Linked DNA regions of Homo sapiens: region 2 is linked to region 1. A link is a loop called in an ENCODE intact Hi-C map of the cell type or tissue named here. Cell type or tissue: heart right ventricle. All regions are shown on one strand. Links, peaks and the distances in the headings refer to the core of each region. The heading gives the core; the rest is flanking DNA.

Region 1 (16,092 bases), core at 4,595-12,594:
CACCCTGAAAGGTGAGGAGTAGAAGCAGGAGGAGGTCACAGGGGGTGAGAGGAGGGTGGGGAGAGAGTGAGAGTGAGAGAGATACACACAGTGGGAGACAGGCTGTCCCCAGGGTCTCTCTGTTTATTCAGTATAGACTCTCTTAGCAGTGACCTGGTTGAAGTCTTAAATGTTTTTGTCTGGATCTGGGTCCTGTGCCTCCAGGGCTGAGGAAGGCTAAGAAATTCATGGGCTGATACTTTCAGTCTTTGCACTTGAGAGCAGGCAGGAGGAAGGGAATTGAGAATGGCTGGTCAGGTTTCCAGAACAAGGTTTCTTACCATAGATCCATAGAGATCCTGTAGAAACTCCATTGAATTCTGAAGGTTACAAATGTGCTTGTGCAGGAGAGTGCATACACAAACACACACACACACACACACCATTTCTAAATTTTTCATCAGATTCCTAATGGGATCAGTGGCTGCACACCATTTCAATGTTTAAGTATCGGTGCTGGGATGTGAATGCAAAGCCGTGAGCTTGCACTGAAATTAAATGCAGACCAATATCTTGAGATTCCCACGTTCGTTCCTTTCAACTGGACTGAGCAGCAGCCTACGTCCTCCTCACATTCAATGGGTGTAGAACATAGGACACTTTCTCTTCCTCCAGGAGCTCACACTATAGCTGAGCAAGGGTATATCCAGAGACATTCAGTGCCTAGAGAAACAAGGAAAAATATACTGAATACTGCATGGCTGTCATAGTTCAGGGAGCATGTGGAAACACCTTACACTGAAAATCAACTTACCGTTAACTCATAGTTAATGTGCCTATGCAGGCACATCAACCATGCCAATAGGACATTCAGCCATAGCATTTGTTAGTTTTAAAAATACAGACATAAGGAGGATGCAATGAAAAATAACCTATAATCTTATCAGCCAAACACCCATGGCTGACATCTAAAAATAATTGGAACACACACAGATTGTAATAATATTCAAATGGACCACAAAGCCACAAAGATGCAAAATTTAAAAAATAAAATCCAAACCACCTATTTTCCTATTCATGCTACAAGCTCTCTTCAAAGATATCCACAGTTAATAATTTCTTATGCTTGTATTTCTTCCTGGAAAAATGCAGATGATAGCTTGCCTCTTTTTCCTCTGTCTCTTTCTCTCTCTCTCTCTGACGTGTATGTGCATATACATATATGTATATGTGGGTATACATGTCTATATATACACTCATACACATGTATGATTAGTTTTGTTTTCACAAAGAACTTTGTATTAACATGCCATATATACCTTTTTTCAATAAAAATCTATTCAAGGTGTATTAAAAATTATTGCCATTTTAACACATATATCCTTATCTAATTCTTCTTAATGCCCATTCCAACACATGTGCACCCTAATTTACTCTACCAGTCTACAGTGGTGACATAGTTTTAATCATGTTGAAGTTTGTGCTATTACCAGGATGCTGCCTGATCCACAGGTTTCACTGCGTGTTGGTGACACCATGAATGATGTGAATTCCTAACAGGAATTGGTGTAGGGGGCGGGCATGTGAACCGGCCCTGACCAATGAGACAGCAGGGGTGGTGAGCTGGGGAGTGGGTAGGAAGAGCCTCCCCATAATCAGGAAGGAGGTGTGGAACAGAGGCTCCTCCCAAGGCTCTTTCTGCCTCTGGATGTTGGTGTTGATGATGTGATGTCTGGAGCTGTTGCAACCGCCTTGCTACCAGCTCAGGGCAGAAGCTTCAAGAACAGAAAGGCAAGGCTGAGAGAATCCCAGGGAAGCAGAGCTACATGCTGGGAGTTCTGTTCCTGAAGCCTGCCTCACCCAGGGGCTTCTTATCATGAAGGTAGAGCATTCCCTTTGCATTCAAGACATTTTTCATTGGGAACTTTGTTTACATGCAGCCAAAAGCCGTCTCAGCAGGTCCCAATGCCTCTACAGGTTTCTTCTACATGAGTTTCTCTTTCCCTCATCTCTTCTCCTGGTCTCCTTCTACTTTTGTGATTAGTGGATTTGCCTCCTTCCGCACATCCCCTTGGCCCATGCACTATGCAAGAATACCGGAGTCTGCCCATGTTATTGTCAGAGGGGGGTTTCCAGGAAGCTAATGGTATTTAAGTGCAGGGCTCCTCACAACCCCAGAAAAGGGTCTGAGCAGGGCCGAGCAACAGGTGTTCTTGGCTGGATGTTTTCTACAATTTTAGAAAGTCAAGTATTTAAACTGCAGTTATTCAAGAGCATTGCCTTTGTTTACTCTGACTTTCTCTTTCCCACTCTCCTCCTGCATGCTGTGTGGGTGGACACAGGCATTTTGGTATCTGGCTAAGAGGAAGCTGAGTTGGGACGCATTTAACCTGGGGTGAGGGGAACACACTCCTGTGGTTCTCAGCCACTCCTGGGCATAGTTACGTTGTCTCTAGAGACCCTGTTGTAAAAATGGCCCCAGGCCTGGCCCCACCATCCGCCTAGGATTTGACCCAAAGCAGCAGGGACAGAGACGGTTCCTAGTTCAGGACAATTCCCAGCACCACACATGGAAAGCCTGTGATCAGTGCAGAGGAAACAAGGTTTGCAATGTGTGGAGCCAGACGCCACTGTGTAGAAAATTATTCCCAGCAGAATTATGGGCAATTGTGAATGGATGATCTCTTTCTTTTTGACACCTAGTCAAAAATGGAAGTTTTCTCCTGTTGAAAATGTACTCACTAATCTGATATATATAATTAGTGCACCATGTAATTGTTTTTACTTTTGATGGGAACTTTGATAGAAATCTTGATTTTTGACATTTGTAGAGCACAGACCTTTGTTTTGAAACTGTCCACAGCAAGAACATATGCATGTGCGTGGCACAGACCCGACAGATGGGAAACTCCCTCCTTGCCCTTCTTATCCTGATGACCTCTGGCAGCTCCAGGCAACACAGATATAAAATAGCGACCAACAGGTGAGAGGGCTTGAAGAGATACTTGTTTCAGGACAAACTCCTCCTGCACATTCAATGAGCTAATCAACATAGCACATAATGATACATTTACACAATTTTGGAGTTCACTACAACAGTGACAGTTTTAAAATGCTGTGATAGTGACATTGTCAATAGTCTTTAAGATCCTAAGCCATAAGTCAAGAACATTTAGAAAATACTAAAATCTTACTGCTCACCTATGAAAGGAAACTAAAAGAGGCTTTTCCAAATTAGATAATAATCAAAAAAATTGCATGATATTACAATTACGAGTCTTAAATTAGAATGGAAACATTATATGCCATTAATTTTACAAGTGATCAAACCTGTTGGTGGAAAAAGTGGCTTATATTTCTGCTATATTTATAGAAAATTCTGTTACCAAATCAATGTCATATGATGAGGCAAGCAGGGATTCCTTAGCTAAGTAGGAAATATAGGAAGAAATTATTATGTGTTTGTGTCAAGTAGCTAATTAATTAAAAAAATTATATGAGGCAATACAAATCATGTGGATTAAGGCAAGGCAAATCTGCCCTTTCATCTGCAGGGTGGATGGATGGACTGATGGGGTCAAAGCCAGTGGCATCATGAACAGGAAACAACTTTTCTCTCAAGCTGCAGGTTTGAAAAGTCAAGCAGACTCTTCCTTGGCTGATGACTGCTTTCTGACTCAATGGAAGACCTTGTTCTCTAGCGTCAGGGCTGTCAGAAACTTTGCTTATGAGTAAGAAGAACATCCCACTGCTTGGAGGATCTAGGTCCACCTTAAACCAGAAGCACAGAGCTACAGAGAAGGGGTTTCTAGAAAGAATCTCCACATCTGGCTGGACTTTATGGGTTCTGAGGACACAGGACCTAGGTCCACTTTGCAGACCAGACCATACCTGACCCTGGCTCCTTTACACGGAGGCCTGCCATGCTCTGAGTGCATCAATCCAGCCTCAAAATCCCTCCTTCCAATCCTATGATAACTTCTTTTCCTTTGTTTGTCGAGTCATCTGAGGATCCTTGATGTGACTGTATTCCCTTATTGCAACAAGCCAATATTGAATGTGTTGACTACAGTACTGATTTTGGTGGCTGGTTGCACTAGGATATGTGTTATTTTCTGGATTTTGTAGATGTTTGTAGTATATCTCAGCATTTTAAAAAATGAGTATTTTGCTGTAATTTGTTTTCTCTTCGTAAATAAACATTAACTTTTGTGCTTTCTTTTGTATTGCTAGTATTGCTCTATTTTCCATGCAGGGAGCCCCTATATCACAGGAGCCTCAGGCCTCACAGCATCTTGATCCATCTGTGCTTGTTGTGCCGAGCGTCCACCTGCCCAGGGAAAGGCTGCACTGTCTCACACTTCCCAGGCCTCCGATGCACTCATTCCTCCTTGCAGAGTGATTTCTCTATGCTGGTTGAGATGTTTCTAACCTCTGCAGTTTCAGTGTTTTACCACTGATTTGGTGTGTAATTTATGTTAAAAGAACTCTTAGAAGAGGTTAATATTTTGAACATGACCTGATCAGGGGAGTTCTTTGCACTCCTCTAAAGATCCAGTGGCTTCGGGACACAGCTCACTGCCCATCTCTTGGCCCAGAAGAAGCACCTCCACACTCTCAGTTTCCCTGCCTCCTGCTCCCCTCCAAGGGAGCAGACACACAGGGAGATGGTGGGGAAAGCCCTGTGCAGAGCCATGACTTCAACCCAAACTTCCCCAAGGAAGAAAGAATTGTGTCAGAAAAGGGAATGATTTACACGAAGTCAGCTGTTCACTGTGTGCCTAGGTGGTGGTTGCTTGCGTGAAAAAAGATCTCTTATCCACGTGGAAAATTATGAGCACCTCGCTGCATGGAAGACTTTTCCACCAACCACCACCTGCTGCTCTGCCCTCTGCACCTGTCTCCCAGCAAAAGCATGAATCACTAAGCACACCCTCCACCGAAAGGTTGAGGCCCAGACTTACATCTCCCCAGCTCATGGCCTCCTGGGCTCTGCTTCATTCCTACATCCCAAAGATTCTGTTAAATCCCATCGCGGTGGAGAGCAAATGGAAGCAGATGCTTCCTACTGTCCCTGTCAGACCATTCTCCTCCTGGCTTTCTAGGGTAGCATATGGGGTGCTGGCCTCAGGGCTGTTTGGGCAGATTTCCCTTTGGCATTTTACCCTCACTGTTCATGGCAGCAGCCCTCCCTCACTGCAGCTGTAGGCATGGAAGATATTTGAGAGCCCTGCCCCAGAGGCACTGGCCGTGAGGGCTGCACTCCTCTGTCTTGAAATGGCAAAAGGAAGGGCTGTGCAGGACGGGCTACATCTTAGTGGATTTTTGTGACACAAATATCCACTATTCTACAGGATGATGCTGACAAGAAAAGGATGTGTTCTATTTATTAAATAGAACCTCCTTGGAAAAAGAAGAGAGTCCATTGCATGGCAGTCCTGCTTGTGTTCTAACTTTTCCATCCCTAACATTAAGCTTGACATGAGGACTGGTTTTCAATTCAAGTCCAGATAATGGACCTGTGGGCGCGAATTATTAAAACCTTCATAGGGCACCGCCTCCCAGCGTGGGCTGCACCCTCCCAGAACGGATGACAGCAGGCGCTGCTTTCTCTGTGATCTTGCCCATCCTTGGTCTGGTTGGCATTTCTTCCAATCAGTTACACGCACACAAACACACACTTTTGGACTTTGTTTCCATGTAGGGGCCTAAAATCTCCTATGGAAAGAAGCACACATCGATTGCTATATGTTTAGTGTCTAGGGGATTTGATGAGAGCAGCTCAGTCCCTGGAGTCTGCTCAACTCTGCAAGCACAGATGGAATCTACGGCCTGGCGAGCTCCACTGAGGCCTGGCCCCTGGCTGTGGATATAGCCAGCCCCCTCCTCCTGGTCTGACCAAGAGCTCAGACCAAAACAGCAGCCCAGCTTCGCGGGCAGCAGCCTGGGCCCACTCCTCTCCCTGACCCCCTCACCAGGGGCTGCTGCAGCTGAAGGCCTGGGTCCCGAGCCCCTGGCTGCTCGCTCCCTGCTCTGAGGCTCAGGTCTCCTATAGCAGCAGCTCCCCTGACAGCCTTGCTGTGGCCATGTCAGCTCCCAGATACTCCTCTGATCTCCACACCAGCAGGACAAGGAGGTTTCATAAAGGAACTGCGGAAACCTTTCTGTGTGCACATCCCTAGACAGCCAAGAACTCAGAGGGAGGCGATGCTACTGTTTAATTGCAGGAAGTGGGGGGCTGTGAGAAGCAAGAAAAAAGGAGCAAGGACAGAGCCCCCTGCTGAGCAACAAAGTCCTCCTGCTGCCTTCTCTTTTGGCTCCTGGTGCAGGCACATGGGGAGACCTCCCCCAGGGTTGGGGCCACCAGTCCACGGGTGGGAGCACTACAGGGGGTGGGAGTAGGAGGTGGTCAGTGCGGCTGGCCTTGCACAGACCCCTAGGCTTTCCCACACCTGGATTTCACCAGGGACATTCTGTCCTTCAAGGGAACTTCGTAGATCTGGAAAGAGCAGAACTGTTTCTGTGAAAGGAAAGAGAGGGGGACAATCAGTGTGGGTTGCAGTTAAATCAGAAGACACCCAGGTATATCATTTCAGAGTGGGGCAAGGACAGATCCAGGTGAGACACTGGGTTCTCACCCTCCCCCGCTGAGTCCCAGAGCACTGAGCCCGACTGCACAGTGACTGTTCCATCACCCCTCTCAAGGCTCCAAGTCACCAGGTGGCATTGGGCCCCCACCCCAGCCTGCAGGATTCCTGCCCCAGCACAACCCGAGCTTGTGCATGGCCTCGGGAGCCCCAAGGGTGCAGGGCAGGGGGAGGTGGCTCACTGCCCCCAGCTCCTTCCACCTCCAGCACTCAGGCCAGCACTAAGAGGGACCAGAGGGAAGAACCCAGGGAACTGGAAACTGTAACTCAAAAGGGTAGTGAGGAGATGACAAGGAGAGTGTGGCTCTCCCCTGAACAGAGACCTCACAAGAAATCCTGGGTTCTTAGAGAAGCTGGTGTTGGGTGAGCTGGGGCAGGTCCAGGGCTTCACTGCTAACAGGCATTTAATTCCCTCTAATCTGCTCAGAGAGGCTGTGGCTGTGGGCAGGTGCATGAGGCTGGGATTAGACAGAGCCTCTTCTCTCTGACCAGAACCCAGCCCTCCTCCAGTCCAGCAGGCAATACCCCAAAGCACACAGGGTGGAGCTCCCAGTACCCCCATTCCCAAGCTAAAGCCCTCTTAGCAAATCAAATTAATCACCCGTCTCCACACCACCTCATCTGCACACACATAGGCGTCTCCATAAGCTCACCCCAACCCTCACCCACACAGATCTATGCATGAACCCACATGCATACTCCCTCAAACATCCATCTACCCACATACACACACACTCTCATGTACCTCCCACATGTGGGCACACACATGCTCCATTCCACATACACCCATATATGCATACCACCCCCACATACATGTATGTACACATATAACTCCACATTCACACACACATGCATGCCCCTCACAACAGGCACCTGCACGTGTGTGCACAAACCCACATGCATCTCCACAGGCACATGCGCACACCCATGCATGCATGGCTTTCATGCATCTGCACTCATGCTCCATTCCCTTCAAAACATGTGCAGGAGCAGACACACACACACACACACACACACACACACACACACCACTCACACCCCTCTGCACTGCCTGACATCCCTGACCCACATCAGTCACATACCTCCTTCAACTGTGGCTGGTCACTGAAGAGACAGTTGTCCAAGTCTGGCTGAGACTTAGTGCATGTGGTTAGGTCTATCTTCATATCAAAGAAGTAGCTCACCCAGCCCACATCTACAAGCACGAAAGAGCAGGGTGCATGGGAAGCACACTGTCAGTTCCGTGCACACACAGGCATTTCACTGTGATTGAGTCACTGGGTTTGCCTGGGGCTTCATGCCTGCCTTTCTGAACCGCCCACACTGTCACCCACAAGGCATACACACTGGCTGGCAGTGGCCCCGGGCGCCAGGCCTCCCTGATAACTTGTTTTCTCTAAGTAACTGAAACAAGGTGTCTCATGCAGCCCAGTAGGAGGAGAAGCAAGGGCAGGGCAGATGGAAGCCAAGGCCTAAAACCCCCTTCATTGGATTCAGGAATAGAAGGCACAGCTCTGGGGAGCCAGCCAGGGTGGGGCAAAGAAACAGTCCTGGCACCAGGTTTGCAGGGCGGGTTTAAGCAGCAAGTGAATGCTCTTTCCCACAGCAAAGGATTAACTGATTTCTGCTACTTGTGGCTCAGAGGCCAGGGACACTTGACCTGTCCTAGGAAGGCTGTCACCTGATGATGAAATTTCTGCTAACTTCCAGCTCCTGGCATCCAGCCCATAGAGCATCTCATTCCCTCTATTAACCTAGATTTATTTATGCTTCATATACAGCAGGAAATGAGAGGCTTCACATGCACAGATGTTTTAGGCCAATAACATATTGTCTCTGTAGGATCTCCATTCTAAGTGTGTTGTTGGAAGCAATATTTCTAAAGTGAGCAGCACACCTGCATGTCTTATATTTGTGATTGCAGAGTGGAATTGAGCCCTTTTCCCTGCACAAGGCCTCCTCCAGACATGAATGGTGAGAACTGTGAAGCAGTGTGAGACAAGGAGCCCCGGGGACCACGTGCAAGTCCTGAGATCTCTCTGGTGTCAGTTTGCTCACTGTAAAACATGCTTCAGGGCCCAGTGATCCTTATCATCCCATGTGAGTGTCACACTTGAGAGAGGGGTACAGGCCAGCAGGGATCCTGGCAGCAGGGAGTGCCCCTCCTGTGCAGGGAGAGGGCCCCAGCTGACAGCTGCAGGAGGAGAAACGGGGCTGGTCTGGACTCCTCTGAATTTCCAAGGGAAGGTGGAGGAGAGCCAAAGGCTGTGTCACTGTTTGTTGCTGTGCCATGGGATGCAGGTCAAAATGGAACCAGTAGCCCTGCTGAAGCTCCCTCCCGACCTGACCCCCTCCTCCACTATGCTGGGTGACTGCTGTCCTCATCTGGTTGAGGTCTGATGCTATGTCAGCTGGCAAAAGCAGGGTCAGGCGTGCTCCACCCCAGAAGGAACTCAGCTGCCCTGGGCTGTCGGGGGTGGTCAGCCAGCCTGAGGGTGAAGGCCACTCGCCCTAGGGGGTTGTGCCCAGGGGTGTGACTTTGGGAGGGAAGCAGGGCTCTGCAGGACAAGGAGCTAGGCTCCGGTGTGGCCCCTGCAGAGAGGACTCAGGGAGGAGGATGAGCCTTATGGCCTGGATCTCATCCTGAGCAGCACCAAGCCCACCCAGAGCCAGCATAGTCTCCATCCACACCTGCTGGACCCTGGGAAATGCCACGGTCATGGCACAGACCCAGGAGCTGATGCAGGTTAAAGGAGGCCAAGTGGACAGGACAGGGCTGAGCTCATGCACTCATGGCCCGGGAGCGTCCTAGGGCATGAAGGCTGTCAACAGACAGTCAGAGAAAGCTGAATGAGTCTGAGCATTAGATCATGAATGTGTCAGTGCTGATTTGCTGGGAATGCTCTTGGGGTTAGGGGGCAAATCTGGCTGGGACTCAGGACCCCTTGGGTGGTGGCATCACCCACCTGCTGTTGGCCTGGCAGCACCTGCGGGGTGACTGTAGTGTTCATCATTCTCTCCTTGTTGTACTCACTGATGGCGAAGTCCAGGGCATGCTGCCATCTATCATCATTAAGGTCTGCATCACAGATGTCACTTTGAATGATCTTTCTAGCCAGAGCTGGGGGACTCTAGGCTAGGGCCACAAACAGGGCAGCCAGCAAGGGCAGTGGAGTGTGCAGGGGCCAGGTTGTGGTCTGCTGGGACAAGGACAAAGAGTGAGAAGGGGGAAGTGCAGGAGAGTGAAGGGGCATGATCCTGAGGCAGGGAGCCCAGACCAGCAGGCAGCTGTGCATTAGGATAAATGGATAAAAGCAAGACAGCCTGGGGGCCCCCAGCCCCACGTCCTTCCATGCCCTGCCCCTAGATTCTCCCTCTCTTTCTGCCCCTCCTCTTTTTCCTTTGTCTCCCATTCCATCTCCCCTCACCTCTCTCCCTGCCTAAGTCCCCCTGTTCTTCCAGGCCCTTCTCCTCCATCTCCCCCTTCTCCTAACTCCTCTCTCCAATCCCCAGCTCACTTCAGTCTTGCCCTTCCTTCCCAGTGCTCCCAAGATTGGGTCACCCTGGTCTCCAGAAAGGTGACACTGCTGTCTGTGTTGTGAAACAAGGTGACCTTCTACTTCCTTAGAAAAGGGAAAAATAAAAGGCTTGGCATCCTGGGGTCTTCAGATGTCAGGGAAATCTGAGAGCACTTGGTGAAAGTTGGGAATCCCTGGCGCAGGGAGACTATTTTAAACACTCCTGGAAGACCTTGTCCATTCCCTGTTCTGGGGAACTTCTTTGCCAAACATAAAGGAATTAACCTTTTGGGAAAAAGTCAGTGGGTTCTCTTTTCATAACTCATTATTTAATAAACAAACCTGTCACCAACTTCTCCCAGCACCATGTGGTCTAGAGCTTGGGATGGAGCCTGGGTGACTGAGCTATGGACGTGACATTGCAGAGCCGCTGCCCAACAGATTGTGACATGAACCCATGAGCAATTTTCTGTTTTCTAGGAAACACATTGAAAAAAGAAAAGAGAAACTGGTGAAAATAATTTAAAGAATATCTCTTTTTTAACCTTATATATCGAAAATATTATTTCAACACATAGGAACAACAATTATTAATAAGAGAGTTTACATTCTTTTGGGTATGTGTAAGTCTCTGAAATTTTTACACTTAGACCAAGTGTCATCTTGGACTGGCCCCATTTCCAACATCCCATGGTCACCTGTGGCTGGTGGCTGTGGAACTGCACAGCCGAAGTTAGGGTGTGTGTGGAGATGGGGAGCAGTGATCAGATGAGGGGAGTAGATCTGTTCTGCAGGAAGTGAAATAGAATGGAGGGTGGAGAGAGATGGGTGCCACCGGACCCTGGTCAGGGAGGTCTCTATGAGACTGGAAAGGTGAGAAGCCCTGTTTAGACAGGAAACAGCTCCAGGCAGCAGGAACAGCCAGTGCAAAGGCCCTGAGGTGGGGCTGAGTGTGCCTGTTCCAGGAAGAGGAAGCCCCTGGAGGGAACGTGAGCAGGGAAGAGAAGGACCTGGAGTCTCACAGTAACTGGGGGTGGGGCCAAGTGGAAGGTGCAGGGAGACCCCCTGGCAGGTGGTAAGAGTTGGCAGTACAGGGATCAGCAGCCGCGGGATGAATGTGGGAGCCACACTTCGGGCTCCTTTCCTCTCTTCACTGCTTGGAAAACTCATCTGACTTTATGACATTACAGTGAATGAGGTCGGATTTACATACAATAAAATGCCCAATTGCAAGTGCCCAACTTGGGGGATTTCATAAATGCATATACCTGTGTTACCACTTTGTCCAGACCTGTGACATCTGCCTTGCCCCAGATGGTATCCTCTTGCCTCTCAAGCCCACTCTCGTGCCCACCCCACCCTGGCAGCCCCTATCCAGCCCTGTAGACTCCTTTGTCACCTGTCCTTGAGCTTCCCAGGAATGGAGTCCTGCAGAGAGAGCCCATGTGTGTCTTTGTCCTTTGCTCAGCGTGGCTTTCCAGCGAGCCCTGAGTTGCTTCATTGCCAGGATTGTGAGTTCTCCTTCTCCCCAGATGAGGAGATGGGTCAGCTGGGTGCTCTGTGGGGTGACAAAGTCCCCAGCTCGGATGGCTGCGGGCCTGGGCTGGAATGTGACTCCAGGAGTGGGGAGGGTGGAAGGAGGCTCTGAACAGACAGCTGCTCCCTTTGTTCTCTCAACCCCACCCTCCATGCCTAAAGGTGACCCTGTGGCAAATCCCTTATGGTGAAGTGGCAGCCTTGGCCAGAAACGCCAGGAAATTCTGGGCCTTTGCCAGGGACCCAGAGGACTCTCCTGGGAGTGGTGGAGGTGAGGGTTGGCCAGTGTCAGCCCAGACCTGCTGTAATCCTGGGTCTCAGCCATGGCTGGGGCTGGATCAGCAGGAACCCGGCAGTGGGAACAATATTACTTACGGATGCTCATATTCATTGTTAAGATTGGGAAACTTGTTACCCAAGGCCAAGTGACCCTCTCACCCACTGTGAATCCAGCACCCCTAGAAAAGCTGTGCACCCCAGCAGATACAGTAGGAGGCCCAGGGATGGTGTTTACTGCTGGGTGAGGGAAGGAAGGCCCTCAAACAGGGCAGCGCATGATGCCTCCTAGTTAGACAAGAAAGACTGGGAGCTCCACAGATAAGAGAAAGAGGGGTCAGCCCCTGGCCAGGTACTTCCAAGCACAATGGTCATCTCCCAAGTGTGGGGGTTGGTTCTTCTCTGTGGCCCCCAGCTTCTTGAAGCCACTGGGGCTCCAATCTCAGGAAGATGTGTTGTACAGAGGGTAAGATTAAATAATCACAAATCTCCTAACTTCTATCACTAGGAAGAAGGTGCAGGTCACCCAGATAGGGGGAGGGTAGTGGTGAGTGGAATGTGGGGGAAGAGGGGCTGGAGTGCTGACCTGCACCCCTGAATGTGATGACATTACCTATGGTCATCCTCTGTCAGGACACTAGCATGTGCTGCAGGGAGGGCCAGCTGTCCTGATCAATGACTGCTGTAATCCTAACAGGACAGACAGCATTGGTGGGCACTCTCAGGAGCTACGGGAGCCAAGTCCAGTGCGGGTGATGGGAAGTGGAAGGTTAGGGTAGCTGGACAGCTGCTCCAGATATTTGGTGACCTTAGGCAAATGTTTTGCCTTCTCTGCATCATGCATCTGGAGAGGTGGGCGGCTTTGTAAACAGTAGTGTCTGACAGTTCAGAAGCAGCAAGATAAGCGGGCTTCAGGAGTGACATTTAAGCATGATTGAAAATGACTCAGTAGCATGATGTGGTGGTGCACCTGTAATCCCAGCTACTGGGGAGGCTATGACGGGGGATCCCCTCAAGCCCTGTAGTTCCAGACCAGCCTGGACAACATAGGGAAACTGTGCAGCATAGACCCCATCTTAAAAAAAATAAAACATGACACAGCTGTGTATGCCTTGATTCCTGTAACCTACAGCTTCAAGGACAAGGTAATAGGGACCCAGAGAGAAACAATGGACCCAGGACTGAGCCTGGGGCCTCCAGCACCCAGGTAACCTGGAGAAGTCCAGCTGCACAGGAGGGGGCATGTTTCCCTTCTGCCAGGTGATGAAAAAGAAAGCTGTGTTCTCCCAGGCTGTGTGGGGTACTATTGATCTCATGATCTGAATTAGTGAGAATTTAGGTGAGTGGCAGAAGTTCTCTATAATAAATAAGCAATAATAAGTGAACACTAAACAATGCTATAATAAATCATCAAGCACATAAACATCTACTAAAGGTGCAAGTGGTCAGGACAAGTTGGCCAAGAGTTGAGATTCTGCACATTTGGGTTTTGAGAAATTAACATTCAGCATCTATGGTAGGAGCTTGGACAGAGCAGCCACTTGATTTGCTGGTTTCTCAAAGGGGAAGCCCAGAAGCTTCCTTTATAGAGTGCCTGGAGTTCTCTGGGGTCAAGCCTTCCCTTACACACACCCTCCCTCCTTCTCCCTCCCCACCAGATGCTTCTAGACCATGGGCCAATGTTGGTATCTCATTTGGTTTTGAGATGATGCCACATCATTGGGAAACTGTGATACTCATGGGGAAGGCTGCTGACAGCCCCTGCCGAATGTGACGAGAGGGCAGAGCCCAGTGTCTGAGGTCTGACTGTTTTGAGCTTCATGGGGAAAAGAGAATCCTTGGGACATTTCTGCTCAGGGACCAGTATATGAACAGTGCTCGTGGTTTTGGATTATAAGTTACCACTGACTTTCTCAAGGAGTGCATTCACCAGAGCAGAGCCAGTGACTGAAGAACCACACAGCCTAGTGAAGAGGACAGGGAGAGGCCTCCAGGAACTCGGGTTGCTAGCTGGGGCAGGCTGGGCTGCGCCTGACTCCCTGGGCTGCAGACTGCAGGGGACTGGCCTCAAGGGAAACAGATGGCTCTGAGCGGGAGAGCAATCCCCTTGGCATCTCTGGGTGGTCAGACTTTCTTATCCTGTTTGGGTCACTGCTGGGATTTCCCTGTCACTGTTTGTGTAACCTTAAATATCAATTCCTTTAGCAAAGTGCAGTGACTGTGGAGAGTGGTTCCTGTTCCTGGTTGGAATCCTGTTCAACTCAATCACTGAGTGCTGGAGCTGGAGCCAGAGGCCATCAGGACAGCCCTGCCTGCTCCTGTGGCCCTGCCTGCCCTTTCCTCCTGTCACAGAGGGGCTGGATCCAGAGATAAGACTCACCTTGACCAAACCTTAGTTAAGCTCGTCTGAGCCACCTTCTTCCCTTGGCCTCAACCCTAGTCCCCAGCCCCTACCTCCTGCTCTTGCGAGGGCTGCAGTGCCCAGGTTTAGGAAAGAATCCTGCTAAGTCAGTTCAGAAAGAATCCCCTCACCCTTGGTATCTGATCACCCTCAACATCTGACCAAGTTCCTCATTTCTCAACTTTGATGTCTAAGGCTTTGTCCTGCCTTTAGCAAGAATATTGTTAGGTCAATTTAGCAAGAAACTCCCACATTTGATGTCTCTGCTTAGTAATTTTTTTTAATCTATTAACCCTGCTCCCTGCTCCTTGGCTATATATCCTCACTTGCCCTTTTTATATTCATAGTTGAGCTCTCTCTCTTTTATTGTGAGAGTGTTGACCCTATTGCAATTATCTTGAGTCATCTCAACCAAGCTCAGGCTTCCAGCAGTGAAGCTCCTCATTGCCCTGCCCATGATGTTATCACTGGATGTCCTGCAGGCATCACCAGTTCTGTATGTCCATTGACCTTCATTTTGCCCATAGACCTACCCTTCGACTAGTGTCCCCATCTGTGTTAGTAGCCCCATCCTTGCCCATGGCTGTGACAAGAGATATATTTGTGACAAGATATTCATTCTCTTGGTGCTTCTGTTTCCTGATTTGTAAAACAGGAATGACAATGATTACAATAGGCTGTGTAATAAGGAACTGCATGATCTCATTGGCCTATGGCAATGACCAGTTATTTTGCTCACATCTGCAGTCCAGCTGGGAGTCACTGACCTGGAATGGGATTGTCTGAGCTGGCTCTGCTCCACATCTGTGATCCTTCTCCAAGGAGATAGCTGACATTTTTCATATTCTCGCATGGCAAGAGCAGGGTGCAAGAGGGCAAGCTGAATTGCACAAACTTGTTTCAAACTTCTGGTTACTTCACACCTTTGGTTAAACTCCTTTGGTTAAAGCAAATCACACGGCCCAGCCCAAAGGAAGTGGTGCAGAAGTGCACTTTGCCATGGAGAGTGGGGTACAGGGAGTGAGTATTTTGAACAAATAGATTTAGTGTCAGGAAAACTAAATCAAATGCTTGTGAGTTGATAGTGCAGTGCCTGACATACCTATTGATTGATCAATTGATCTCATCTATCTAATCTATGTATATATCTATGTATCAAATCTATGTATCTGTCCATATATCATGTTTCCACTCTATTCCTCATCTTTCCCCAGACAATAATAATTAAAGTCCTGTAAAATTCTCTGAGTTGTATTTTCTTTCTTTTTTTTTTTTTTTGTTCTTCACATTGCCACAGCTATGAGAACGCTCATGGATGTCTTGTGACTGTCTGATCTTTGAGGAATCTTCACTCTACTCTGTGCCTCCACTCCTGTGCTGTCCTACCCACCGCAGCAAATCAGATTGTGATCCTTGGTTCACAGCCTCCCATGGCTTCCGAGTGTCCTTAAATTGAAACTCTGATGAGTACTTGGCATCTAAACCTGTCCCTACCCTCCCTTGTGCCTCCTGCAGGCAAGTGGGCTCTGGCCTGGCCTGAACTTTGGGCTGAGAGTCTGGACTGTTCTGCACCTAGAAATTTGCTCACAATCCTGAGTGCACCTGGTCCTGCACCTGTTTAAGATTTTTTGAAAGGCTCACCCTCCGGGGGCAGCTTGATGGGTTTGATAGTTCTAGTGCTATAGAAAGAGGATGCAAGCCGGTGAGAAGGCAGATGGAGAGCATGAAATGTAGG
Region 2 (16,092 bases), core at 5,344-13,343, 56 kb before region 1:
CAGGCAGAGAAGGCATCAGGAGGCTTTTTTGCACAGCAGAGCCCCATCTTCCTGTCCAGCACCCAGCCCTGCAGCTGTTTCCTATAGTTCAGCAGGCAACAACCCAAAGTACACAGGGTGGAGCTCCCAGTACCCCTATTCCCAAGCTGAAGCCCTCTTAGCAAATCAAATTCATCACCCCTCTCCACAGCACCTCACCTACATGCACACACATAGGCATTTACATGAACTCACCCCAACCCTCATCTACATGGATCTATGCAAAAACCTCCATACTTCCCCCACACAGCCACATGCACACACACACTCCCGTGCACCCCACACACACTTGCACGTGTACACATACACCTTTCCATGAGCAAAACCACACCTGCACACCTACTCACATGTACATGCACAAACATATAACTTCATATGCACACACTTCCATGTCCCTCCCAATACACATCTGCCCGTGTGTGCACAAACACACATGCATCTCTCCACATACATGTACCCATGCCTGCATGCCCTGCTCTAGGCATACCGATGCGCTTACACATATACCCTTCAAAACATGTGAAGGAGCACACACACACACACACACACACACCTCTGCAGTGTGCAACTGTCCCCTGACCCACATCAGGCACATACCTCCTGAAGTTTTCGCTGGTGATGGAAGGAACAGTTGTCCAAGTTGGGCTGGGACTTGGCACATGTGATTTGCCCCATCTCCACATCAAAGAAGTAGTTCATTGCAGCCACGACCTACTCACGTGAAAGAGCAGGATGCACGGACAGTGCTCTCCATCAGTTTCATGCACACACAGGCACTTCACTATGACTGAGTCACGGGAGTTGCCTGGGGCTTCATTCCTGCCTTCATGAGCTGCCCACACTGCCACCTGCAAGGCACACAGTCACCTCCTGCCGGATGGCAGGGGTGATATGCCCCAGGCCTCCCTGGTAACTTGTTTTCTCTGTGCCAGTGCAAAGGATTAACTGAATTCTGCTGGCCCAAGGGGCAGGGACCCTGTATTTCTTCTAGGAAGGCTGTCATCTGATGATGAAATTTCAGCTAACTTCCAGTTTCTAGACTTCAGCCCATTGAGCATCTTATTTCCTCCATTTAACTCAGATTTGTTTATTCCCTCATTTAGCAGTAGGAGATGAGAAGCTTCACACAAATGGATGTTTTAGGCCAACAAGAGACTTCCTCTCTAGTGCCTCCATTCTGAGTGGTTGTTTTAGGCCAATAGGAGACGTCCTATCTAATGCCTTCATTCTGAGTGGATGTTTTAGGCCAATAGGAGACTTCCTCTCTAATGCCGCCATTCTGAGTGGATGTTTTAGGCCAAAAGGAGACTTCCTCTCTAATGCCTCCATTCTGAGTGGATTTTTGGCTCCAGTATTTCTAGGGTCACACACCCACACGTCTTCAACTTGCTATTGCAGAAGAGAATTGAATGCTTTCCCTGCACAGGGCATCCTCGAGACGCAACTTGTCAGAACTGGGGAGAAGCACAGGAGAAGGAGCCCTGGGAACCAGGCTGCAGAACCAAGAGGAAGTTGTGTGTTCTCTAGGGCATCAGTCTCCCCATCTGTAAATTAGGATCCTGGGCCCAATAATTCACATCATCCACTGCTTCACTCTGAGTTACTGTCAGACTTCAGAGAGACGTGCAGGCCAGGAGGAACTGTGGCACCAGAGAATGCACCTCATGTGCAGGCAGAGAGCACCAGCTGATGGCTGCAGGAGGAGAAAAGAGGCTGGTCTGGACACCAATGAATTTCTAAGAGAAAGTGGGGGAGCTCTAAAGTCTGTGTCACTGTTCGCTGCTCTGCCACGGGATGCACGTCAAGCTGAGCCTGGTAGCCCTGCTGAAGCTACCCCCCCGCCCCACCCCCCAATCTGACCCCCTCCTCCACTCTGCTGGGTGACTGCTGTCCTCATCTGGCTGAGGTCTAACTCTGCCCCGCCCATAACCTCCATCTCTGCCTAAGATCCCCCTGCCCCTCCATCCCCCAGTCTGCTCCTCCGTCTCCCCCTCCTCCTCACTACTCTCCTCACTCCCACCCCTTTTCCAGCCCTGCCCCTCCTCCCCATTGCTCCCAAGCTGGCTCACAATTGTCTGCAGAGAGGGCACACTGCTCCCTGGGCTGTGAAAGTATAATGACCTCCTGTTTCCTCAGAAAAGGGAAAAGTCCAGGGCGCTCCTGGGATCTTCAGTGTTCAGAGGCATCAGTGAAAGCTTGGTCACGGTCTGGCAATCCATGAAACAGAGAGATGATTTCAGGAGCTCCTGGAAGGCTTATTCCACATCCTGCTCTGGGGAATTTCTTTGCCAGACATAAGAGAATTAATGTTTTGCGAAAGGTCATTAGGTTATTTTTCCATAAGTCCTCATTATTCAATACACAAACTCTTCATCAGCTCCTCCGGGTACCACGTGGTCTAGGACCTGGAGATGGAGCACGGATGACCGAGCCATGGACAGAGATGTGACACAAACCCATGAGCACTTTTCAGTTTTATAATAGACACGTTAAAAAAGGAAAAAGAAACAGAGGGAGTGATTTTAATAGTATTTCTTGTTTAACCTAATATATCCAAAATATTATTTCAATCCATGGGAACAGTTGTTAATGAGATAGTTTACATTCTTTTGAATGTGTGTAAGTCTTTGAAATTCCCTGTTTTTTTTTTTTTTTTTTTTACACTTAGACCGAATGTCATTTTGGACTGGCCTCATTTTCAGTGACCCATGGCCACATGTGGCTGGTGGCAGTGGTTCTGCTCCTTAGGGTATGGAGGATAAGAAAGCGATAATCAATAATTAATATCAGGAAATTAGTCTCTCTGTTGGAAGTGAAAGAGTATTAGGTAGAGACAGATGGAGCCACTGGACCCTGGTCAGGGAGACTGGAAAGGTGAGAAGCCCTGTCTAGACAGGAAGCAGAGCTCCAGGCAGCGGGAACAGCCAGTGCAAAGGCCCTGAGGCGGGGCTGAGCATGCCTGCTCCAAGAAGAGGAAGCTCCTGGGGCGGGTGTGAGCAGGGAAGGGAATGACCTGGAGTCTCAGGGTAACTGCCGGTGGGGCCCGGTGGGAGGTGCAGGGAGACTCCTGGCAGGTGGTGGGGGTGTCAGGAAATGGAGCAGCAGCCGCGGGATGAATGTGGGAGCCCACGGGTATCTCTTGTTCCTCCCCTCAGGGAGCCATGCTGCCGGCGCTGGTCCTCTGTGCACTACTTGGAAAACTCACCTGATTTTTAAAAATTGCCTTGAATGAGGTAGCATTTACATACAATAAGATGCCTAATTGTATATGTGTAACCTGGGGGATTTATTTATTTTTATGGATTTTGGGGTACAGATGTAGTTGCATTATGTGGATATATTGCATAGAGGTGAAATCTGGGCTTTTAGGGTACCCATTACCAGATAATGTACATTATATCCACTAGGTGATATTTCACATTCACCACCATCCCACTCTCCCACCTTTGAGCCTCCACTGTCTATCATTCCACTCTGCATGTCTGTGAGTACCCATTGTTTAGCTCCCACTTACAAGTGAGAGCATGTAGTTTTTGATTTTCAGTTTGAGTCACTTCAATAAGGGTAATGGCCCCCAGCTCCATATATGTTGCTGCAAAAAAAAAACATAATTTCATTCATTTTTGTGGCTGAGTGGTATTCCATGGTGTGTATATATATATATATGTGTGTGTGTGTATATATATATATTTATATATATATATGGAGTAGTATTGGAGATATATATATACATATGTATATATATACGCACATATGGATATATATATATGGAGTAGTATTGGACATATATGTGTGTGTGTGTATGTGTATATATATATATATATATATGGAGTAGTATTGGACATATATGTGTGTGTGGGTGTGTGTGTGTATATATAGATATATATATATGGAGTAGTATTCACACACACACACACACACACACACACACCACCTTGTTTTATCCACCTGTCCATCTGTCCATTGATACCATGGCTTTGCTATTGTGAAAAGTGCTGCAAGAAACATACAAGTGCAGGTGTCATTTTTACATAATGATTTCTTTTTAGGGGGGTACCTATCCAGTAGTGGAATTGCTGGATCACAGGGCAGTTCTAGTGTTAGTTGTTTGAGAAATCATCATACCGTTTTCTATAGAGGTTGTACTAACGTACACTTCCACCAACAGTGCATAATTTTTTTCTTTTCCCCACATCTTCTCCAATGTCTATTGTTTTTTGACTTTCTTTTGAGACAGGGTCTCACACTCTTACCCAGGCTGAAAGGCAGTGACATGATCATACCTAACTATAACCTCAAATTCCTGGGCTCAAATGATCCACTTGCCTCAGCCTCCTGAGTAGCTAGGACTACAGGCCCATGGCAAGACATTTTTATTTTTTGTAGAGACAGGGTTTCACTATTTTGTCCAGGTTGGTCTTGAACTCCTGGCCCCAAGCAATCCTCCCATTTTGGCCTGTCAAAGTGCTGTGATTTGAAGGGGTGGGTTACCCCCCCCCCACACCTGTGGGTGTTTCTCGCAAGGTGGAACGAGAGACTTGGAAAAGAAAAAGACACAGAGACAAAGTATAGAGAAAGAAATAAGGGGACCCGGGGAACCAGCGTTCAGCATATGGAGGATCCCTCCAGCCTCTGAGTTCCCTTAGTATTTATTGATCATTCGTGGGTGTTTCTCCGAGAGGGGGATGTGTCAGGGTCTCAAGACTATAGTGGGGAGTGGGTCAGCAGACAAACATGTGAACAAAGGTCTTTGCATCATAGACAAGGTAAAGGATTAAGTGCTGTGCTTTTAGATATGCATACACATAAACATCTCAATGCTTTACAAAGCAGTATCGCTGCCGGCATGTCCCACCTCCAGCCCTAAGGCGGTTTTTCCCTATCTCAGTAGATGGAATGTACAATCGGGTTTTATACTGAGACATTCCATTGCCCAGGGACGGGCAGGAGACAGATGCCTTCCTCTTGTCTCAACTGCAAGAGGCATGCCTTCCTCTTATACTAATCCTCCTCAGCACAGACCCTTTACGGGTGTCGGGCTGGGGGACGGTCAGGTCTTTCCCTTCCCACGACGCCATATTTCAGACTATCATATGGGGAGAAACCTTGGACAATACCTGGCTTTCCTAGGCAGAGGTCCCTGTGGCCTTCCGCAGTTTTTGTGTCCCTGGGTACTTGAGATTAGGGAGTGGTGATGACTCTTAAGGAGCGTGCTGCCTTCAAGCATCTGTTTAACAAAGCATATCTTGCACCGCCCTTAATCCATTTAACCCTGAGTTTGACACAGCACATGTTTCAGAGAGCACGGGGTTGGGGGTAAGGTCACGGAATCTCAAGGCAGAAGAGTTTTTCTTAGTACATAACAAAATGGAGTCTCCCATGTCTACTTCTTTCTACACAGACACAGTGACAATCTGATCTCTCTTGCTTTTCCCCACAGTGATTATAGACATGAACCACTGCACTCTGCTGTCTTTTGACATTTAATAACACCCTTTCTCCCTGGTGTACAATGATATTTCATTGTGGTTTCAATTTGCATTTCTCAGATATTTAGTGATGTTGAGCATTTTTTTCATGTTTGTTTGCCACTTGTATGTCTTCTTTTGAAAAATATCTGTTCATGTCCTATGCCCACTTTTTAAAAAATTTTACTTTAAGTTCTGGAATATATGTGTAGGATGTGCAGGTTTGTTACATAGGTGTACATGTGCCATGGTGGTTTGCTGCACCTATCAACCTGTCATCTAGGTTTTAAGCCCCACATGCATTCAGTATTTGTCTTAATGCTCTCCCTCCCCTTGTCCCCCACCCTCTGGCAGGCCCCGATGTGTGATGTTCCCCTCCCTGTGTCCACGTGTTCTCATTGTTCAACTCCCACTTATGAGTGAGAACATGTGGTGTTTGTTTTTCTGTTCCTGTGTTAGTTTGCTGAGAATGATGGTTTCCAGCTTCATCTATGTCCCTGCAAAGGACATGAACACATTCTCTTTTATGGCTGCATAGTGTATGTGCCACATTTTCTTTATCCAGTCTATCACTGATGGGCATTTGGGTTCCAATTATTTGCTATTGTAAATAGTGTTGCAATAAACATATGTGTGCATGTGTCTTTATAGTAGAATAGTTTATAATCACTTGGATATATACCCAGTAATGGGATTGCTGGGTCAAATGGTATTTCTGGTTTTAGATCCTTGAGGAATCACCATACTGTCTTCCACAATGGTTGAATTAATGTACACTCCCACCAACAGTGTAAAAGCCTTCCTATTTCTCCACAGCCTCGCCAGCATCTGTTGTTTCCTGACTTATTAATGATTGCCATTCTAATTGGCATGAGATGGTATCTCATTGTGGTTTTGATTTGCATTTCTCTAATGACCAATGATGGTGAGCTTTTTTTCATGTGTTTATTGGTTGCATAAATGTCTTGACACATGTCTCTTCATATCCTTTGCCCACTTTTTGCTGGGGTTGTTTTTATATTGCAGTTCCTTGTAGTTCCTTGAAGATTCTGGATATTAACCCTTTGTCAGATGGATAGATTCCAAAAATTTTCTCCCTTTCTCTAGATTGCCTGTTCACTCCAATGATAGTTTCTTTTGGTGTGCAGAAGCTCTTTAGTTTAATTAGATCCCATTTGTCAATTTTGACTTTTGTTGCAATTGCTTTTGGTGTTTTAGTCATGAAGTTTTTGCCCATGCCTATGTCCTCAATGGTATTGCCTAGGTTTTCTTCTAGGGTTTTTATGGTTATAGGTTTTACATTTAAGTCTTTAATCCATTTTGAGTTAATTTTTGTATAAGATATAAGGAAGGGGCCCAGTTTCTGTTTTCTGCATAAGGCTTGCCAGTTTTCCCAGCACCATTTATTAACTAGAGAATCCTTTCCCATTGCTTGTTTTTGTCAGATTTGTCAAAGATCAGATGGTTGCAGATGTGTGATGTTACTTCTGAGGCCTCTGTTCTGTTCCATTGGTCTATATCTCTGTTTTGGTACCAGTACCATGCTGTTTTGGTTACTGTAGCCTTGTAGTATAGTTTGAAGTCAGGTAGCCTGATGTCTGCAGCTTTGTTCTTTTTGCTTAGTATTGGCTTGGCTATATGGGATCTTTTTTTGGTTTCATATGAAATTTAAAGTAGTTTTTTTTCTAATTCTGCAGAGAAAATCAATGATAGCTTGATGGGAATAGCATTGAATCAATAAATTACTTTGGGCAATATGGCCATTTTCATGATATTGATTCTTCCTATTCATGAGCATGAATTTTTTTCCATTTGTTTGTGTCCTGCCGTATTTCCTTGAGCAGCGGTTTGCAGTTCTTCTTGAAGAGGTCCTTTGCATCCCTTGTAAGTTGTATTCCTAGGTGCTATTCTATGTCCACTTTTTTTGAGATGGAGTCTCTCTCTGTTGCCCATGCTGGAGTGCAATGGCATGATCTTGGCTCACTGCAACCTCCGCCTCCTGGGTTCAAGTGATTCTCCTGCCTCAGCCTCCTGAGTAGCTGGGATTACAGGCACGGGATACGAGGCCCAGGTAATTTTTGTATTTTTTTTTAGTAGAGACGGAGTTTCACCATTTTGGTCAGGCTGGTCTCAAACTCTTGACCTCGTGATCCGCCCGTCTCAGCCTCCCAAAGTGTTGGAATTATGGGCATGAGCCACCACGCCTGGCACCATGCCCACTTTTTAATGGGATTATTTTTAATTGAGTTATTTGAGTTCCTAGTGGATTCTCAATATTAGTCTTTTATCAGATACACTGCAAATATTTTCTTTCATTCTGTAGGTTATCTGTTGACTCTGTTGATTATTTCTTTTGCTGTGCAGAAGCTTTTCAGTTTAATTAAGTCCCATTTGTCTAAGGTAGTTGATGTTGGGCTTCATTTTGAGGACTTAGTCATAAATTCTTTGCCTAGATCAATATCCAGAAGAGTTTCTCTTAGGTTTTCTTCTGTGATATTATTGTTTCAGTTCTTGCATTTAAGTCTTTAATCACCTTGAGTTAATTTTTGTATATGGTGAGAGACAAGGGTCCAGTTTCATGTGTCTGCATGTGGCTCTCCAATTGCCCCAGCACCATTTATTGAATAGGGTATCTTTCCCCAGTGTATGATTTCTTAACTTTGTCAAAGACAAGTTGATTGAGGTATCTTTCTTTATTTCTAGGTGTCTATTTTGTTCCATTAATCTATGTGTCGTTTTTTATATCAGGCCCCTGCTGTCTTGCTTACTATAGCCTTGTAGTATAATGTGATACCTCCAATTCTATTATTTTTGTTTAAGATTGGTTTGGTTTTAGGATTTTAGGATTGAATTTTAGGATTTTTTTTCTAATTCTATGAAGAATGATATTGATAATTTGATAGGAAGTGCACTGAATCTCTAGAAAGCTTTTGTCAGTATGGTCATTTTAACAATATTGATTATTCAAATCTATGAGCAAGGGATGTTTTTTCATTTGTTTGAGTCATCTATTTTTTTCATCAGTGTTTTGTAGTTCTCCTTGGAGAGATCTTTTACCTCCTTGATTAAATGATTTTGGTATTTTATTTTTTGTAGCTATTATGTATGGCCTCGAGTTCTTAATTTGGCTCTAAGCTTCATTATCATTGGTGTATAGAAGTACTGATTTATATACCTTGATTTTGAATCCTGAAACTTTAGTAAAGTCATTTATGAAATCTAGGAGTCTTTTGGAGTAGTCTTTAAGGGTTTCTAGGTATAAGACCATATTATTGGCAAACAGAGAAAGTTAGACTTTCTCTTTTACAATTTGGATGCTCTTCATTTCTTTTTTCTACGTGATTGCTGTTGCTAGGACTTCCGGTACTCTGTTAAATAGGAGTGGACAGTGGGCATCCTTGTCCTCTTCCAGTTCCTAGGTGAAACGCTTTCAAGTTTTACCCAATCAGTATGATGTTGGCTGTGGGTTTGTCACATATGGCCTTTATTATTTTTAGCTATGTACCTTGTATGCTTAGTTTGGTAAGAATTATCATGAAGAGATGCTGTATTTTGTCAAATACTTTTTATGTATCTATTGATATGATCATATGATTTTAATTTTAAAGTCTGTTTATGTGGTGAATCATATTTAGTGACTTACATATGTTAAAACAATCTTGCATCCCTTGAATCAAATCCACTTGATTGTAGTGTATTATCTTTTTGATGTGCTGCTGGACCAGTGTGCTATTATTTAGTTGAGGAATTTTGCATCTATGTTCATCAGGGATATTGGTCTGTAGTTTTCTATTTTTGTTGTGTCCTTGCCTGGCTCTGGTGTCACGGTGATGCTGGCTTTGTAGGGTGTTAGGGATGATTCCCTTCTTTTTGATTTTTTGGAAAGATTTCAGTAAAATCACTATCACTTCCTTGTTGTACGTCTCATAGAATTCGCCAGTGAACCTGTTTGGTTCTGGGCTTTATTTTCTTCAGAATTTTTTTTATTACTTATTCAATTTTACTACTCATTATTGGTCAGTTCAGGATTTCTATTTCTTTTTGGTTCAATCCTGGAAGGATGTATATTTCCAGGAATTTATCCATTTTTTCTCCATTTTCTTTTTTTTTTTTTTTTTCTTTTGGGACAAAGTCTCACTCTGTCACCCAGGCTGGAGTGTACTGGCACAATCTCAGCTCACTGCAACCTCCGTCTCCCAGGTCCAAATGATTCTCCTGACTCAGCCTCCCAAGTAGCTGGGATTACAGGCATGCACTACCATGCCTAGCTAATTTTTGTATTTTTAGTAGAGACGGGGTTTCTCCATGTTGGCCAGGCTGGTCTGGAACTCCTGACCTCAAATGATCTGCCCGCCTCAGCCTGCTAAAGTGCTGGGATTATAGGCGTGAGCCACTGCACCCAGCCCATTTCTTCTACATTTTCTTGTTTGTACACCTAAATTTTATTCTTTCTTCCGCACAACTCAGAGTCTTTTGCATTTTGCTTTCCTGTCTTTTAAAGGTATCTTTATGTGTATGTATAAAATATTTTATATATTATATAAACATACATAATACATAGTTATATATAATATATATTATATATTATACATAAATATGACCCAACTTCTTCTAACTTCACATCTGTATTTCCAGCTCTTTGGGAAGCTTAAATCAACTTCAAAACCTCCACAAATGAACTCACTATCTCACGTGCTAAGCTCACCAGCAGCCAGGCACCCAGGATGGAAGCTCTGTCAAGTAGTTCTCACACTCAGTTGGCAAATTCAGATTCCAAAAGTCTCTTGCGGCTCTCAGACCCCATGCCCTTTCCCAGCCACTGTGCTCAATAGCCCTGTGTTTCCACAGTTCCCACTTCTCTGTCCTGACACACCCTGAGTCTTGGCTCCCTTTAAAACTGTTGGTTTCAATTTTTAATAATCAGAAAAGGTATAACAAATGCTCTTGCATTCACACAAAAATCAATGGGGTTAGCATATACTTCAGTTTATAACAAACATTTCTAAAGTGATTGTACCATCTTACATTCTTGCCAAAGTACAATAGTTCCTCTTGCTCCACAGCCTTGCCTTTGAGGCTGTCAGTTATTTTTTCCCCCGTTATATCCAGAAATAACCATTGTTAACATTTTCTAATCTCTCTCTCTCTCTTTATATATCAGGATAATGCCACATAGATTATTCCTTATCTTTTTTCTTTCTAATATAGTATAATGTTCTTCTATATCAAGAGATACAGATGTGTTGGCCAACATCTCCTCAACGTTCCCCCTGCTCCATTCCCTGGTCTTCACCATTCTACTCATGGCTTCTATAAGTTTGGCATTTTAGATCCCACATATAAATGAGATGATGTAATGTTTGTCTTTCTCTGTCTGGCTTAACATAATGTCCTCCAGGTTTATCTATGTTGTCACAATTGACAGAATAACACATGACCTTCTCTGTTGCATCTCCCCCAGTGCTCTGAATGCTGTCTCTCGCACACCCCTTTCAATATTTTGCTCTCTGCTTAAGAGAGCCCTCTCTGCTATAGGGCAACCACCCTCAATCTCACTAGTGTGGCTCAAAGGCCCTGCTGGGCACAAGGCACTGCCCCCACCAGCCTGCACTTCCCACACAGAGACCCTCCACAAGGGAACCCTGCAGATCCCTGCCAGACTGTTCCCTCCCCGCCTCCTTTCTAGCCCTCGTTCTGAAATGCTTGCTTTGAGCCGCTTCCTCATTCTCAGTCCTAGTCCACAGTCTCAGCACAGGTGCCTTCACTCACAGGAAGCCCCCCTCCTTCGGACCTCCATCCGCCTAGGCTGGGGCGGGCTCTTACTTGGTGGTGCCTGGCATGATAGCTGCCCATCCCTGGGGTTGTTGCTGTCTGCAGCCTCCCCAGCACCCAGCACCATGTGAGCACCCAGCACGTGGTGCTTCTCGAAGTAGGCTATGAACTGACGGCCACAACAGAGAATAAGCAACAGATTTGTGTACAGTGTTTATTTTGCATCATCATCACATTCTTTTAATTCTATAATATATTTTAATATAAGGCATCATGAGTAATTTTCCAAATATTTTTAGTTATTTCAGTTTATTTTTCCACAAGACTTTTAGTATCTTCAAAATTATTGTCATGTATTTTGAATGGAACACAATTAACTATAGATTCATTTGAAAAAAATTACCATCTTTACCTTATTTGTTCTTCCCATACAAAAAAATAAGCTCTAGTCATATTTTATCTCTCTTCTCAGTAAATTTTTCTTACTTTTCACTAAGAACTTGCTCATATCTTTAAAAATATTTTATTATGATAAAATACAGATAACATGAAAATTGTCATTTGCACTGTATTTAAGTATAGAGTTTTGCATCATTAAATACATCACATTGGTGTGCGGACATCCCCATTCTTCAATGAAAGAATTTTTTATCCTCTCAGATGAAACTTTGTACCCATTAAACATCAACTACCCATTTCCCCTATCCCTTAAGCCTTCCTTACCACCATTCTATTCTAAGTCTCTGTGAATGTGGCCAGTGTAAGTAGCTCATATAAGTTGGATTACATGGTATTTGTCCTTTTCTTGTCTGATTTATGTTCCTTTGCATTATTTCCTCAAGGTTCATTCATATCGTGGCATGCGTCATAATTTCCTTTCTTTTTAAGATGGAAGAATATTTCCTTGTATGGGTATATAATAGTTTCTTTATCCATTTATTTATCAATGGATATCTGAGTTGCTTCTACCTTTCGGCTATAGCGAATAACATTGTTATGAATATTATGAACAGTATTTTGCAAAGTACTGTGATACCTTACCTTGTTTTAATATGAATAGACTCTCCCTTAGCTGAGAAAGCCGGATGGACTCCATTTGGCTCCTTCATTTGCAAGACATCAAGGGCTCCTTACCCACCCCCTTCCTCAAGGACTTAAGTTGTGCAAGCTGACTCCCAGCACATCAAAGAGTGCAATTAACTGAGAAGGTACTGTGGCAAGCTATGTCCACAGTTCCCAAGAATTCACCCAGGTGATAGTACCCCCACGTTTGTGTCGCATAGATAGCACCCAAAAGCCCTCACATCTATCACCTTGTGATGAATTTAAAGCCCCTGCACCTGGAACTGTTTGTTTTCCAGTAACCATTTGTCTTTTTAACTTTTTTGCCTGTTTTACTTCTGTAAGATTGCTACAGCTAGGCTCCCCCTCCCCTCTCTAAACCAAAGTATAAAAGAAAATCTAGCCCCTTTTTCGGGGCCGAGAAAATTTTGAGTGCTAGCCGTCTCTCGGTCGCTGGCTAATAAAGGACTCCTGAATTAGTCTCAAAGTGTGGCATTTCTCTATAACTCGCTTGGTTACAACAGTACCTTTTTCTTTAAAAATATTTCTGTCCATTTTCTTGCCTCTAGAGGTGAGATTTTGTTCTTCACACATTCCAATTAGTTTTTGCTAGCTTCTAGGAAAACTACTGATGCTTGAATTTTTGCCAGGGATTCAGCCATGTTGCCAAATACCGATACTGATTTTCATAACATTTAAGTTGATTCTTCTGAGCTTTCTAGACACATGAAGAAATCTTCTACAAATAAGAGTAATCTCATCTTTTCATTTCCCATACTTTTAGCTAACTCAGTAATATACCTCTTTGCATTTGCAGGAGGTAATGTCTTATGTGTCTTTTTATTCCCAGGACTCAGCATCACACAAGGCACCTAAGAGTTGGTTAAGAGGCACTGGCCGAGTAACAATTTGTGCTTCACATGGGGGCATGTGAAATGCTGTCAGGTGTCACCCATCTTTCCTCCTTTGCTGTATGCATGTCTTACTAACCAATAATTACATAACATAATGCAGGGCTCAGTGTCACTTTTCAAATATACTCTTTCATTTATTTCTTAAGTTACAATGTGCAGTAATGGTAATAATTTTTCCCATTGTACAGATAAATTAACTGAGTCTCCTAGAGATTACATCCCTTGCTCTCTCAGTGGGGCTCCCCCCGCAGTTTCTCCTTTACCAGTGAGACTTCATTCTCTCAGCTGCTGGGAGTGTGGCCACTGAGGGCTCACAGCTGAGTCCCTCTGTGGGCATTGATCTGAGTCAAAAGAAGCTGCTTTGTCCAAATTCATGCCCTTCCTGGAATTTCCTATTTCAGATAAATGGCTTCTATGGGGATACAAAGGCCTGATTCTTTTGCCCCAATAGGCCACCACTCTGAGGCCATCCCCGTTGCAGAGCTCTCCATGGGCCTTGCTGTGGCCTCTGCTGAGCTGCACCCCAGCCTGACTTCTCCCTTTGCCCTGACCCACATCCCTGCCTCCCCAGCACATGCCTCAGTGAGCCTCTTGCCTGTGAATCTCCATCTGAGTCTATTTCCAGGAACCCTAACCAAGAGATGGTGGAGTCAGGGCCCACACCACAAATATCCTGCCTTTTAAACTACAGTGGGTGTTAGGTCTGTGAAAGTATGGAACATTTTTGTTTAGGAGATTGGATATCTCCCTTCAACAGATGATCCAAATGTTCTCACACCCATGAGACCCGCTGAAGAAAACCAATGCTTCATCTGTAAAGTTACTTGTTACCAAAAATCTCTTACTCAGCTGGGTTTTTTTTTTTTTTTGCCTCTTTATCCCTAGTGAAATGAAATCCAAAGTGTCCATCTGTATTGGACTTGGTGAAATATTTTCACATATAATTTTCTTTGATCCACCTGATGAGGAAGGTTGGGCAGGTACCAGAAACCCCTTATACTCGTAAGTAAATTAGTAGGAGGTAGGTTGAGGATAAGGTGTCAGGTCATGTAATTTTCAGCTTAATTATGTTCTTGTCACACAGTAAGCTTCATTTGCCTCCCTGGCTCTGGGACTGACACTAAGTAATGTGTCAGCTCCATTGCTCCTAGGAGAGTCCTGGCTGCAGATAGCTGGAGTCCTGAGAAACACTGGCTGCCTCTCCCATGATGACACTGGTTATTTACCAAAGGCCGTGGGTGGTGTTCACAGAGTCGGTGCAGCGTCGTCAGCAGGGGCCCAGGTGTTTTCCTTCCATCTTCTCCATTGTTCCTTGGGCTTTTGTTCTTGGGCACATGGCTCATGAGTGAAAGGTGGACACCATAGCCCTAGACATCCTGTCTCACACCACAGCCTGAAAGGTGAGGAGTAAGAAGGAGCAGCAGGAGGCCACAGGGCATGAGAAGAGTGTTGGGGGTGGGGGGAGAGAGTGAGAGAGAGAGAAAACTCCCCTCAGGGAGCCTTTCTCTGTTTATCCAGCAGATACTCTTTTAGTAGTAACCTGGCCAAGTGCTTGTCAGTTGTTGGCTGGACCTGAGATCTATTTCCCCAGAGGTGAGGAAGGCTTGAAAGTCCATTGCCTCAGGAACAGGCAAGAGGAAGGGAATTGACAATGGCTGTTCAGGTTTCCAGAACAAGGTCCCTTAATATGAGAGTTCATTGAGAGCTTATAGAAACTCCACTGTACTCTGAAGTTTATGAATGTGTTTATGCAGAAGTATGCAAACACACACACCATTTCTACAATTTTCATCAGATTCCTAATGCAATCACTGACTGCGCACCATTTCAATGTGTAAGTATGGGTGCTGAGATGTGAATGGAATTTTCTGAGCTTGTGCTGAAATTAAATGCAGACCAACCTCTCAAAACTTGGATGTTTCTTACTTTCAACATAACTAAGCAGCAGACTACCTCCTCCTTACATTCAGTGGAAGTAGAATACAGGAGACTGAAATAGATCAAGCACTCTAAAGCCAAGCTGGAGTCCACCTGCTAATTGCAATCATCGTGTCCACAGGAATGATGAGCTCTTTGCTAGTAAACGCTCCTTAGGGAATGTGAGCAAAGATACCCTCTTTTCCCCAGGAGCTCACAGTGTAGCTGAGAGAGGATCTATTCAGAAATACTCAGTGTCATGAAAAACAAGGAAAAAATGTATTGAATTCTAAATGACTGTTGCAACTCAGGGGGCAGGGGAAACCCCTGATGCTGAATATCAACTCCTGATTCACTCATAATTAATGTGCTATTAAGCATATGCAGGCATATCAACCACACCAATAGACATTCAGCCATAGCATTTGTTAGTTTTTAAAATGCAGACATAGGGAGGGTACAATGAAAAACAACCCATATCATCACCCAAACACCCATGGATGACATTTAAAATAATTAGAATAATTAGAACAACGTGACATTGTAATAACATTCAAATGAAACAGAAAAATGCAAAATTCTTCTCTTCTTTCTTTTTCTTCTCCCTTCTCATCCTCTCTCCCTTTCTCTCTCTTTCCCTCAGATGTGTTTCTGTGTATACATATGTGTATATGTCTGTGTATATGTCTATATACACACATACACACATGTGTTTATTTTTGTTTTTGGAAAGAGCTTTGTATTAACATACCATATAGATCTTGTTTTCTATAAAATAATATATTCAAAGTGTATTAAAATTTTTTTTCATTTTAACACATATATTGCTAATTCTTCTTAACGATGGTTTCATCATGTGCATGCATAATTTATTTATTCCCTCTGCAGTCATGTCATCATTTTGATCATGCTGAAGTTTG

The links. A loop is a pair of places that touch in the nucleus more often than their neighbours do. Peaks named below come from ENCODE experiments on the same cell type or tissue, not always from the same donor. Only the 100,000 strongest peaks of a DNase experiment are listed, where the experiment ranks them.
Region 2: a loop joins it to region 1, with 5 times the contacts of the local background. A loop is called at or near these places in 3 of 110 quality-filtered maps.

Annotation. Positions count from the first base shown.
Region 1 is chr20:23,912,356-23,928,447 of GRCh38, forward strand. It overlaps the pseudogene CSTP1. Among named protein-coding and RNA genes, the nearest start is that of CST5, 41 kb to the left of the region's middle. RefSeq lists an enhancer at 5,327-6,118. In heart right ventricle, for the core only: no CTCF peak of the experiment used is centred there; DNase peaks (open chromatin) are centred at 8,036 and 8,866.
Region 2 is chr20:23,856,081-23,872,172 of GRCh38, forward strand. No RefSeq gene overlaps it. Among named protein-coding and RNA genes, the nearest start is that of CST5, 16 kb to the right of the region's middle. RefSeq lists enhancers at 4,743-5,551, 10,706-11,233, 11,782-12,607, 12,608-13,433. In heart right ventricle, for the core only: no CTCF peak of the experiment used is centred there; no DNase peak of the experiment used is centred there; H3K27me3 peaks cover 2,163 bases.